2 separate regions of the Homo sapiens genome follow, and region 2 is linked to region 1. A link is a contact called in ENCODE Hi-C or POLR2A ChIA-PET data. All regions are on one chromosome and are shown on one strand. Each heading gives the region's core, a stretch centred on a gene start or an enhancer-like site at or near the end of the contact. The rest is flanking DNA. Distances are from core to core; before and after follow the strand shown. Region 1 holds the start of NAPA-AS1 (NAPA antisense RNA 1). Region 2 holds the start of CACNG6 (calcium voltage-gated channel auxiliary subunit gamma 6).

What was found. A loop is a pair of places that touch in the nucleus more often than their neighbours do. ChIA-PET counts read pairs that join two places held with the same protein, here RNA polymerase II (POLR2A).
Region 2: a map of gastrocnemius medialis shows a loop between it and region 1 (9-fold over the local background). The contact joins the promoter of CACNG6 here to the promoter of NAPA-AS1 in region 1. A Hi-C loop is called at or near these places in 1 of 168 maps with a recorded cell type or tissue (gastrocnemius medialis). POLR2A ChIA-PET finds 5 or more read pairs at or near these places in 1 of 52 experiments (PC-9).

Annotation. Positions count from the first base shown.
Region 1 is chr19:47,481,936-47,486,814 of GRCh38, reverse strand. NAPA-AS1 (NAPA antisense RNA 1) reads right to left here and starts at 2,533. Exons shown (of 4, transcript NR_038452.1): 1 at 2,291-2,533. It overlaps KPTN (kaptin, actin binding protein), which reads left to right and starts at 2,596. Exons shown (of 12, transcript NM_007059.4): 1 at 2,596-2,880; 2 at 3,231-3,313; 3 at 3,436-3,520; 4 at 3,600-3,654. The coding sequence starts at 2,655. It also overlaps a transcript of NAPA not described here. RefSeq lists enhancers at 2,222-2,351, 2,382-2,671.
Region 2 is chr19:53,989,698-53,994,675 of GRCh38, reverse strand. CACNG6 (calcium voltage-gated channel auxiliary subunit gamma 6) reads right to left here and starts at 3,039. Exons shown (of 4, transcript NM_145814.2): 1 at 1,468-3,039. The coding sequence starts at 1,798. CACNG8 (calcium voltage-gated channel auxiliary subunit gamma 8) reads right to left here. Exons shown (of 4, transcript NM_031895.6): 4 at 4,461-4,978.

The sequences.
Region 1 (4,879 bases), core at 1,284-3,783:
CTGCTCCTCTCTCCCCTGCAGCTTCTCCCACAGCTCCAGTCCACTGATAATGGCAGCAAAGACTTCTGAGACCTGAAATTGATTACCATGTCTGCCCCCATCATGGGTGCTGGCTGAAGGATAGTGTGAGAATCTGTTTCTGTCATCCATGACCTAAATCAGTGATGGTCCGCCCTGGCTATGCTTTAAAGTCATTAAAAGTATCCAGACTTGGGGCTGGGTGCTGTGGCTCATGCCTGTAATCGTAGCACTTTGGGAGGCCGAGGCAGGCGGATCACTTGAGGTCAAGAGTTCGAGAGCAGCCTAGCCAACATGGCAAAACCCTGTCTCTGCTAGAAATACAAAAATTAGGCATGATGGTGCAAAAATAAAAGTATCCAGACTGGGGCCGCACTCTGATAAATTGTGGTTTGACTGAGGTTTCCTACCCTTTGGGGGTTTTTGGGTTTGTTTTTTTTTTGAGACAGAGTCTCGCTCTATCGCCCAGGCTGGAGTGCAGTGGTGCGATCTTGGTTCACTGCAACCTCTGCCTCCCGGGTTCAAGCGATTCTCCTGCCTCAGTCTCCCGAGTAGCTGGGATTACAAGCGTGCGCCACCACGCCCAGCTAATTTTTGTATTTTTAGCAGAGACAGCGTTTCACCATGTTGGCCAGGCTGGTCTCAAACTCCTGACCTCAGTTGATCCGCCTGCCTCAGCTTCCAAAGTTCTGGAATTACAGGCATGAGCCACCAGGCCCGGCCTGTTTTGGTTTGTTTTGTTAAAACTTCATAGGCAGTTCAAGTGTGCAGCTAGGATTGGAAACCTCTTAACAGGATGATTCCTTCCTAACCTGTAACTTCATTTTTTCATTCATCCGCTCAACATGTGGCTTATAGGTTACTAGGGCGGGAAGACGCCTGAAGGAAACGCACTGCTGAAGTGGCACTAGACCCACGTGCCACTCCCTCAGCGAATATTCACTAAGCACCTGCTGCATGCCAGGCCCTGGGAATACAGCAGCACTGACGGCATTCCCAGACTGCCCTCCAGGAACTTCTACTCTCCACATCCAGAAATCTGGAATCATCACAAATTCCTTGCCACCTCCGTTATCCAGTCTGCCTTTGAGAACTTTCCATCATGTAAGAGCTGTCTCTTACATGCTCAGCACATAGTTTGTGATTTTTGACACATATTTTCTGAATGCCTGCTTTGTGTCAGGCCTTGTGTTCCAGGTACAGGCGATAAGGCCGTGATCAAGGGAGATCAGCCTGCTGCCTTCATGGAGCTTGCAGTCTGTGTGTGCTCGAGGTGTCCAGGACAGCTGGCCAACCCATGTCTTCTGGAAATGATACACAGATGTGCACATAGTACCCAAACCTCCATGGCCTTCTAGGGACAAAGCAGCACAGACAGGAACCCCTGAAGGCCCCAGAGTCGGAAACACCTGGTTTACATCCTGTCCCCACCACTTGCTAGCATATCAGTCAGTGGACTTACTCTTTCTGAGCCTCCATTTGATTCTCTCTAAACTGGGATAATAAACCTCTTTGTAGAGGTTTCTTTCTTGCAAAGATTAGTGAGACAGATTTGCAAAGGACGTCCGGGCACATAGTAAAAGCTCAATGAATCCTGAATAAGTGAACCGGCAGGGAGGGTAACAGTAGGCCCTTGCAGAACAGTTGTAAGGAATCAGATTATCAGAGCCAGCATGACTGTCACCAAGTAGGTGTTCGATAAAGGAGGTGGTTATTATAGCTGGATCATTTTTCCTTGGGGGCAAGAAGAATGTATTAATTATTTTAAAGGTGATACTGTTAAGATTATGAACTATAGGCCGGGCAAGGGGGCTCACGCCTATAATCCTAGCACTTTGGGAGGCCGAGGTGGGCGGATCACCTGAGGTCAGGAGGTCCAGACCAGCCTGGGCAACATGGCGAAACCCCATCTCTACTAAAAATAGAAAAACTAGCCAGGTGTGGTGGCGCCTGTAATCCCAGCTGCTGGGAGGCTGAGGCAGGAGAATCGCTTGAACCCAGGAGGCAGAGGTTGCAGTGAGCCGAGATCGCACCACTGCACTCCAGGGTGACAGAGCAAGACTCCGTCTCAAAAAAAAAAAAAAAAAAAATAGTGAACTGTGGAGTTACCTTGTTTGGTTTCCAGTACTGACCGCTCGTTACTAGCTGTGTGATCTTAGGCAAGTTACTTTACCCCTCTGTGCCTCAATTCCTTCATCTCTAAAATGGATTTAAGTACCTACCTCCACCCCCTTGCGAATTTTTAATAAAGTATTAGATGGAATGCACTTACAGTAGTTCCTGGCACATAAGGGCAATATTAAGTTTTATGATGATGATGATTCGACCTTCCACACAGCATACAGCGAGAGGCCGTGGCCACCACCTCCCATCTCTAGTCACAGACTCCTTATGGCAGCCCCTTGGTCCAGAAATGGAAAGGAGAAGAGAGCGCGGGCGCAGTGGGGCAAAGTCGCCTGGGAGGCCCGAGCAGGCGACCTGGCCGCCATCTTGGGAGAGGGCAACGCCGGCAGCTTCCGTACGTCATCAGCCCGCGCAACGGCCGGGCACCCGGCGGTTCAGGTCGCTTAGAGAGTCGTAGGTTGGGTAGTGCGGGTTGGGGCGGGGGCTGCGGAGAGGGTGCTTAACTGAGGGGCATGATGGGGGAGGCGGCCGTGGCCGCGGGGCCTTGTCCGTTGCGCGAGGACAGCTTCACGCGCTTCTCGTCGCAGAGCAATGTGTACGGGCTGGCAGGCGGCGCCGGCGGGCGCGGGGAGCTGCTGGCCGCCACCCTTAAAGGCAAGGTGCTCGGCTTCCGCTACCAAGACCTCCGACAGAAAATCCGGCCAGTGGCCAAGGAGCTGCAGTTCAACTACATTCCCGGTGGGTGGCGCTATGGTGCTGGGGGGCGGGGGCCTGGAACGTGGTGTTGAGAAGGCTTCTGAGGCTCTGTCTGAGCCGGGTCACCGTGCTGGAAGAATGGGATCAGGTGGTTTTAAGGGGGTCACTGGGATCAGCGGGCAGGCATAGTTGGGGCCCGGATGAGCCTAGGGTTTCAGGATTCTTCAGACTTACAGGTCAGGATCCCTAGTACCCAGGGAACAGAGATCAGGTGATGGTGGTCAGGACTCAGACCAGAGGGCATGATCATTGCGGTAGCCAGAGCTCACCATGTTGGGGAGATTGGAAGCATGAGTCTGCCTGACACTGAACTTAGAACTCTCCCCTCCCAGTGGATGCGGAGATTGTCTCCATCGACACTTTCAACAAGTCACCCCCCAAGCGGGGTCTGGTTGTGGGGATCACGTTCATCAAGGTACCTAGAGCCCCCTCCACCTCCCTTCGCCCTCCTCCTTACACACATGGTGAGTTCCACTGAGCCGCCCCGGATCCCTCCTGCCACCCCTGCCCTCCCCTGAACCCCGTGTCCTCCGCCAGGATTCAGGGGACAAGGGCAGCCCCTTCCTGAACATTTACTGCGACTACGAGCCCGGCTCTGAGTACAACCTTGACTCTATTGCCCGTGAGTGAGGCGTGGACGGGAGGAGGGAGAGAGTCCCCAGCAGGTCCCCCATGCTAACCTGCCTGTGCCCTGCCTACAGAGAGCTGCCTGAACCTGGAGCTCCAGTTCACTCCGTTCCAGCTGTGCCATGCGGAGTGAGTGTCCCCTGCGCATCGACGCCCACTCCACTGTAAATGTAGAAACCCTGGCTTCTCGAACCCCTTCTTTACTTACAGACCCCTGTAGTCTGTTTCCCCTTCTGGAAAATAAAGAGGTTGTACTAGATTAGGGATTGAAAACTAAAATGCCAGCCGGGCACGGTGGCTCACACCTGTAATCCCAGCACTTTGAGAGGCTGAGGCAGACGGATCACCTGAGGTCAGGAGTTTGAGACCAGCCTGGCCAACATGGCGAAACCCCGTCTCTACTAAAAATACAAAAATTAGCTGGGCATGGTGGTGTGTGCCTGTAATCCCAGCCTACTCAGGAGGCTGAGGCAGGAGAATCACTTGAACCCGGGAGGCGGAGGTTGCAGTGAGCCAAGATTGCACCACAGCACTCCAACCTGGGTGACAAGAGCGAAACTCTGTCTCAAAAATAAATAAATAAAATAAAATGAAATTAAACTAAAATGCCTTTGGGGACCAGAGAGGTCATGTGAGAATGGAAAGCACAAATGTAATATAACAGGGAGCACATGTGCACACACACATATGCAGCTGAGGTTGGAAAGCTGTAGCTAACTGGAGACCACGAACTTGTCCATAGACAATCAGATTCTACATTTGTTTTTTAAAGCATTGCACTTTTTTTTTCTTTCTTTTTTTTTTTTTTTGAGATAGATGCTCGCTCTGTTGCCAGGCTGGAGTGCAGTGGCTCGATCTCTGCAACCTCTACCTCCCTGGTTCAAGTGATTCTACTGCCTCAGCCTCCTGAGTAGCTAGGATTACAGGCTCACACCACCATGCCCGGCTAATTTTTGTATTTTTAGTATAGATAGGTTTTTGCCATGTTGGCCAGGCTAGTCTCGAACTCCTGACCTCAGGTGATCCGCCCGCCTTGGCCTCCCAAAGTGCTGGGATTACAGGCGTGAGCCACCACGCCTGGCCGGAGCATCATGCTTTTAAGGTGGCCATGGACCGGATGGCCAAGGGGCCACCACACTGCCATTCCTGAACTAGATAATCTGAGAGAGTTGATGGAGCACCTGTGAATTCTGGGAATTCTGCACATCTAGAATTCCCAGATTCTAATGTTCTAGAGTCTGACATTCCAAGATCAGAGATGCTAAGTTTTCTAGAGTCGTAGGCTCTAAGATTCCAACATTTGAATATTCTACAGTACGATAGAAGCCAGAATCTTCTGAGGTTCTGTAATGAT
Region 2 (4,978 bases), core at 1,790-4,289, 6.5 Mb before region 1:
AGAAAAATAGGCCATATTCTTTGAGGGGCACTGGGATGATAGGACCGTCTTTGGAGACTGAAGAGTGCTGGAGATCTCATATGGGTGATCAAATATATGACAGCCCAAATGGGCTCTGAGGAGTGCCAGGTATTTTCCATGGGTCAGTGGAGGTAGAAGGAGATTTCATCCAGTTCCCAAGGGGTATAGAATGTCCCCCTGGTATAAGCACAAGCCGTGGCGTGGCGTGTCAGGGAGGTATGGAACAGCTCTCTGCCATGCCCAGGGATAAAACAGCCATGATTTGGGAAAGGAGGGAGTATGGGAATGTCTCTCGGAGAAAATGAGAAACGCTGAAATGTCCAGTCTGGGCATTTGGAGGCGAGAGGACAGGAAGTGAAGAACATTGCAGGGAAGGAACAAGGTCTGCCCTCGGGTGTTGGGAGGCGTCTGGTGAGAGCTTGGTTTGGTGGAAGCAGTAGGTGGGGAACAGGCATAGATCCTGCTTTGGGGTGGGCGTCTGTCTCCCCAGGGCTCACAGGATGGGAGCGCAAGCTGTCTCCAGGCTGGGAAGAGGAAGCTGACACCAGGAACCCAGGCTGTCTCTCCATGGGCACAGGCTGTCTGTGGGCACATGCAGAGTGGGCACGGGCTGTCTCCAGGGCACAGGCACTTCCAGAGGGTGCAGGCTGTCTGGGGTGGGCACAGGCTATCTGAGGACACCAGCTGTGTCTGGAATCACAGGCTGGGTCTGGGGACACAGGCAAGATTTTTCTAGTGACACAGGCTCTCTCTAGAGCTGTAGGCTGGTCTGGGGGGACACAGCGATGCCTGGGAACATTGGCTGTGTGGGGGCAGGGACTTTGGGGGTCATAGAATCATCTGGGACCATAGCCTGGTGTGGAGGTGCAGGCTGATCTGAGGGCACAGGCTGGTGTAAGGATGCAGGCTGGTCTGGGGGTATAGACTGGTCTAGGGGTGCATGTTAGTCTGGGGGTGGAAACTGTAGCTGGGGACACAGGCTCATCTGGGGGTACAGGATAGTCGGGGTACAGGATGGTCTTGGGGCACAGGCTGTAGGCGGGGGCACAAGCTCTCTTTAGAGGTGCAGAATAGGGGTACAGACTCGTCTGAGGGGGTCTCAGGTCACAGCCTGGTCTGGGGGTACAGGATGGCCTGGGGGCACAGACTCCCTGTAGGCACATTCTGGTCTTGGGGTACAGTCTGTAGCAGGAAAGCAAGCTCTAAGGCACAGGTTCTCTGGCGGTAGGCCCGTGAGGGACCTGGGCCATATCTGGGGGATCCCTCTATCTCTCAGCAGTTTCTGAGAGCAGAGGACGAAGTGGGCACTGGCGCTTACTGCGAGGCAAGCTGTCTCCTCCGGGCTCAGGCTTTTGTCCCTGGGGCGGGTTTTCTCCTCGGACACGGGCCCCTCTCCCTCCCTGTCCGTGGGACGCAAGCCCTGCGCTCGGGGCGGCGGCTGCTCACCTCCGGGCAGCTCCGCGGGGCCGCAGGTGTCCCTGTCCACGGGCACGTCCGCCTGCCACAGCCGCTTGGTGCACGCCTTCCACAGCCCCAGGTGGGCCGCTTCGCACACGGCGCTGCCGTTGGCCTTGTAGGTGTTGAGCTCCACCCAGAACTCGGTGCCCACGGACAGCACCGCCAGCGTGGCGCCCACGGCGGCCAGCAGCAGCGCCAGCTTCACCTTCCCCTCGCGCTCGGGCGTCAGCCCCGACCTGCCCTGCCCGTGCGCCCGCCGCCGGCCCGCGGCCCCCCGCCGCCGGTTCTCCTCTTGCAGGAAGAAGTTGGACCACATCATCTTATGGCCGGTGGGGTCGGGAAGGGGGAGGAGGCAGAGCCGGCGAAGGGCCTCGAGGGGCGGGAGCGAGGAGCGGCCTGGGGTCTTGAAGGGGGTGAGGGACTCAGTTTCCCCTGGGTATGAAAGAGGGAGAGCCGAGTCCTGTCTGGAATCTCAAATGCGAAAGTCGAGATTGCTTCTGGGGTTCAGAAGAGAAAAATGATCCCCAGGGCTGGGGAAGCCTCTGGGGTTCAGAGGAGGGTCTAGGTTGCCCTCAAGAACTTGGCAAAGAAGACGGGGCCCAGAGGAAAAACAAGGCCCCCACCCTGAGGTTTAGAGATAGAATTCGGCTTCCCAGGAGGGAGTCCCCCCAAGAGCTCCAGAGGAATGAGAACTGGTGCCCGCTGAAGCTCCCTGCAGCTCCAAGGGGCTGCTTTGGGGTCCCCGCTGGGGGGTTAACAAAAGGGAAACTGGTTTTCCTGAGAGATCTGAGCACCCCACTAGGGCTAAGAGTTTGGGGTACCCAGGAAGGGACCTGAGGTCCTGTGTGTGTTTGGAGGAGATGTGGCCGGGGTTCCCTTGGGCTCAGAGTTTGAGAACAGAGGACTTGGGGACCCTCTGGGATTCGGAAAAGGAAGACCTGGGGTCCCGGGAAGCTCCCAAGGGGAGGTCGGAATTCAATCCGGGTCTCAAGAGAGGCAGTAGGACCCCGGCATCCACAGAAGGAGAAGAACAGAGCCCTGGCTGGGGCTCAGAAGAGGACTGGGCCTCGCTGGAATTCAGGAAAAGGGGATAGGGGTCTCCCCTGCCATTCAGAAAAGATCCGAGGTCTCTACTGAGCCTGGAAAAGGGGCCGGTGGCCGGAAGACAGAGTGGAGTCCAGAGGCGGGAGGCTACGGGGCCTCCCCGAGGGCTGGGGCAGATGGGACCGGGGGCCCTCCTGGGGCTCACACTATGGGGCTGTGGTCCGCACTGCGGCTCGGAAAACCAGGACTGAGTCCCCCCAGGGTTCAAAGGCCAACCGCGACCCGCAAGAGACGCTGCGCCCCTTCGGGATCAGTCCGTCTCCCTCCCCCGGGCTCCCAGGGCCTTCCCGGTCGGGTTCGCGCCAGGCTCAGCCCCAGGCCAGGGCCCCCCCTCGGGGCTCCCACCCCCGACTCCCGAGCAGGGGCCCCTCTCGCTCTCCTGCCTCGGCCCCGCGCCGACCCCAGCTCCGCGCTGCCTCCGAAGCGTCCGGCTGTGCCCGCCACCGCCACCGGCCTGGCCTCCGCCCGCGCCCGGCCTCGTCCCCACCCGCCCACCCCCCACCCTCCACCCTCCACCCTCGGGGCTATTTCGGGCTTGACCCGTAAATAACACCCGCACCTGTCGCCCGGCGCCTGTTGCCATAGGGATCCCGGGTGTTTTAAGGGGACGAGGAAGGGGGGAGGGAGGCCGCCCGGGGAGGAAGGGGCCGAGCCTGATGGGACTTTCATTTCACTAAGGGGCAAGAGCGGCGCCGAGAGTCCCAGCTCCGCAGTCTCCCGGGCAGCAGGAGACGGGCGGGGCAGCAAGTCTGACTGGGGTTACCAGGGAGGAGGGGCGGGAGGCAGGGCCCCGGGTCTCAGGGAGGAGGGCCTGAGGCCAGGAGTCTTGGGTCCCTAAGGGAGAAGAAGCCTCGGTACCCCACTTCTGAGTGGTAGAGGAAGAAGGCCTGGGTACCCAGAATCTTGGATCTGAGAGGAGAGGAACCTGGTCTCCTAGGTCCTGGGCTCCTGAGTCTGAGGGAGGAGGGGCTGGGGGCCTGAACTCCTGGGTCTGAGGGAGGAGGGGCTGGGGTCTGGACTCCTGGGTCTGAGGGAGGAGGGGCTGGGCCTGGGCTCCTGAGTCTGAGGGAGGAGGGACTGGGGCCTGGACTTCTGGGTCTGAGGGAGGAGGGACTGGGGCCTGAACTCCTGGGTCTGAAGGAGGAGGGGCTGGGGGCCTGGACTCCTGGGTCTGAGGGAGGAGGGGCTGGGGGCCTGGACTCCTGGGTCTGAGGGAGGAGGGGTTGGGGGCCTGGGCTCCTGGGTCTGAGGGAGGAGGGGCTGGGGGTCTGGACTCCTGGGTCTGAGGGAGGAGGGGCTGGGGCCTGGACTCCTGGGTCTGAGGGAGGAGGGGCTGGGGGCCTGGGCTCCTGAGTCTGAGGGAGGAGGGGCTGGGGGCCTGGACTTCTGGGTCTGAGGGAGGAGGGACTGGGGCCTGAACTCCTGGGTCTGAAGGAGGAGGGGCTGGGGGCCTGGACTCCTGGGTCTGAGGGAGGAGGGGCTGGGGGCCTGGGCTCCTGGGTCTGAGGGAGGAGGGGCTGGGGGCCTGGGCTCCTGGGTCTGAGGGAGGAGGGGCTGGGGGCCTGGGCTCCTGGGTCTGAGGGAGGAAGGCCTGGGCCTGGACTCCTGGGTCTGAGGGAGGAGGGGGCAGGGGGCCTGGACTCCTGGATCTGAGGGAGGAGGGGCTGGGCCTGGACTCCTGGGTCTGAGGGAGGAGGAGGGCCGGGGAGCCTGGACTCCTGGTCAAGGCGTTGGCAGACCCAGAGTCCTGGGCCTCAGGGAGGAGACTGGGGCCAGAACCCTGGGTCTTGAAGGATGGAAGGCCTGATTTCCATGTTGGAGAAAGCGCAGGCCTCAGGGCAGGGCCGGCTGTCAGGGGCACAGAATGAAAGCAGCACTCCTCTTCATCGAGTTTATTAGACGGGGCACCCCTGGGGGACCTTCCATGCAGTTTCAGCTCCCCCAGGAGCAGGGACAGAGGACAGCCGTGTGGCATGGCGGCAGGGCCTGATCTTCAACCCCTCACCCCCTACCCCTCAGCCCTTCTGTGGACGGCCCAGGTGGGACCCACCTTTCACCAACTCCTTCTTCTCCCACAGTTGGCTGCTCCAGGCAGGCCTGGCGCTGACCTGAGCGAGGCTCTGGTGCACGCTGGGCCTCTCTGCCCACCCCCTGCTCTGGACTTTTCCGATGGAGCACGTGTTTCCCCGCAGTGTGATTGTCTGTGTCTGGTTCTTCCAGCAGACTGGGGCCGGGGCCAGGCACAGGAGGAATTCACCTTGGCATCCTCAGCTCTACCCGGCACAGGGCCAGGTCACAGGCAGTCTTGGAAAATGTGCATGGGGTGACTTGAATGAATGGATGGATGAATGGGCAAAGGAATGACCAGATGGAGTGAGATGATGGCACACAGACA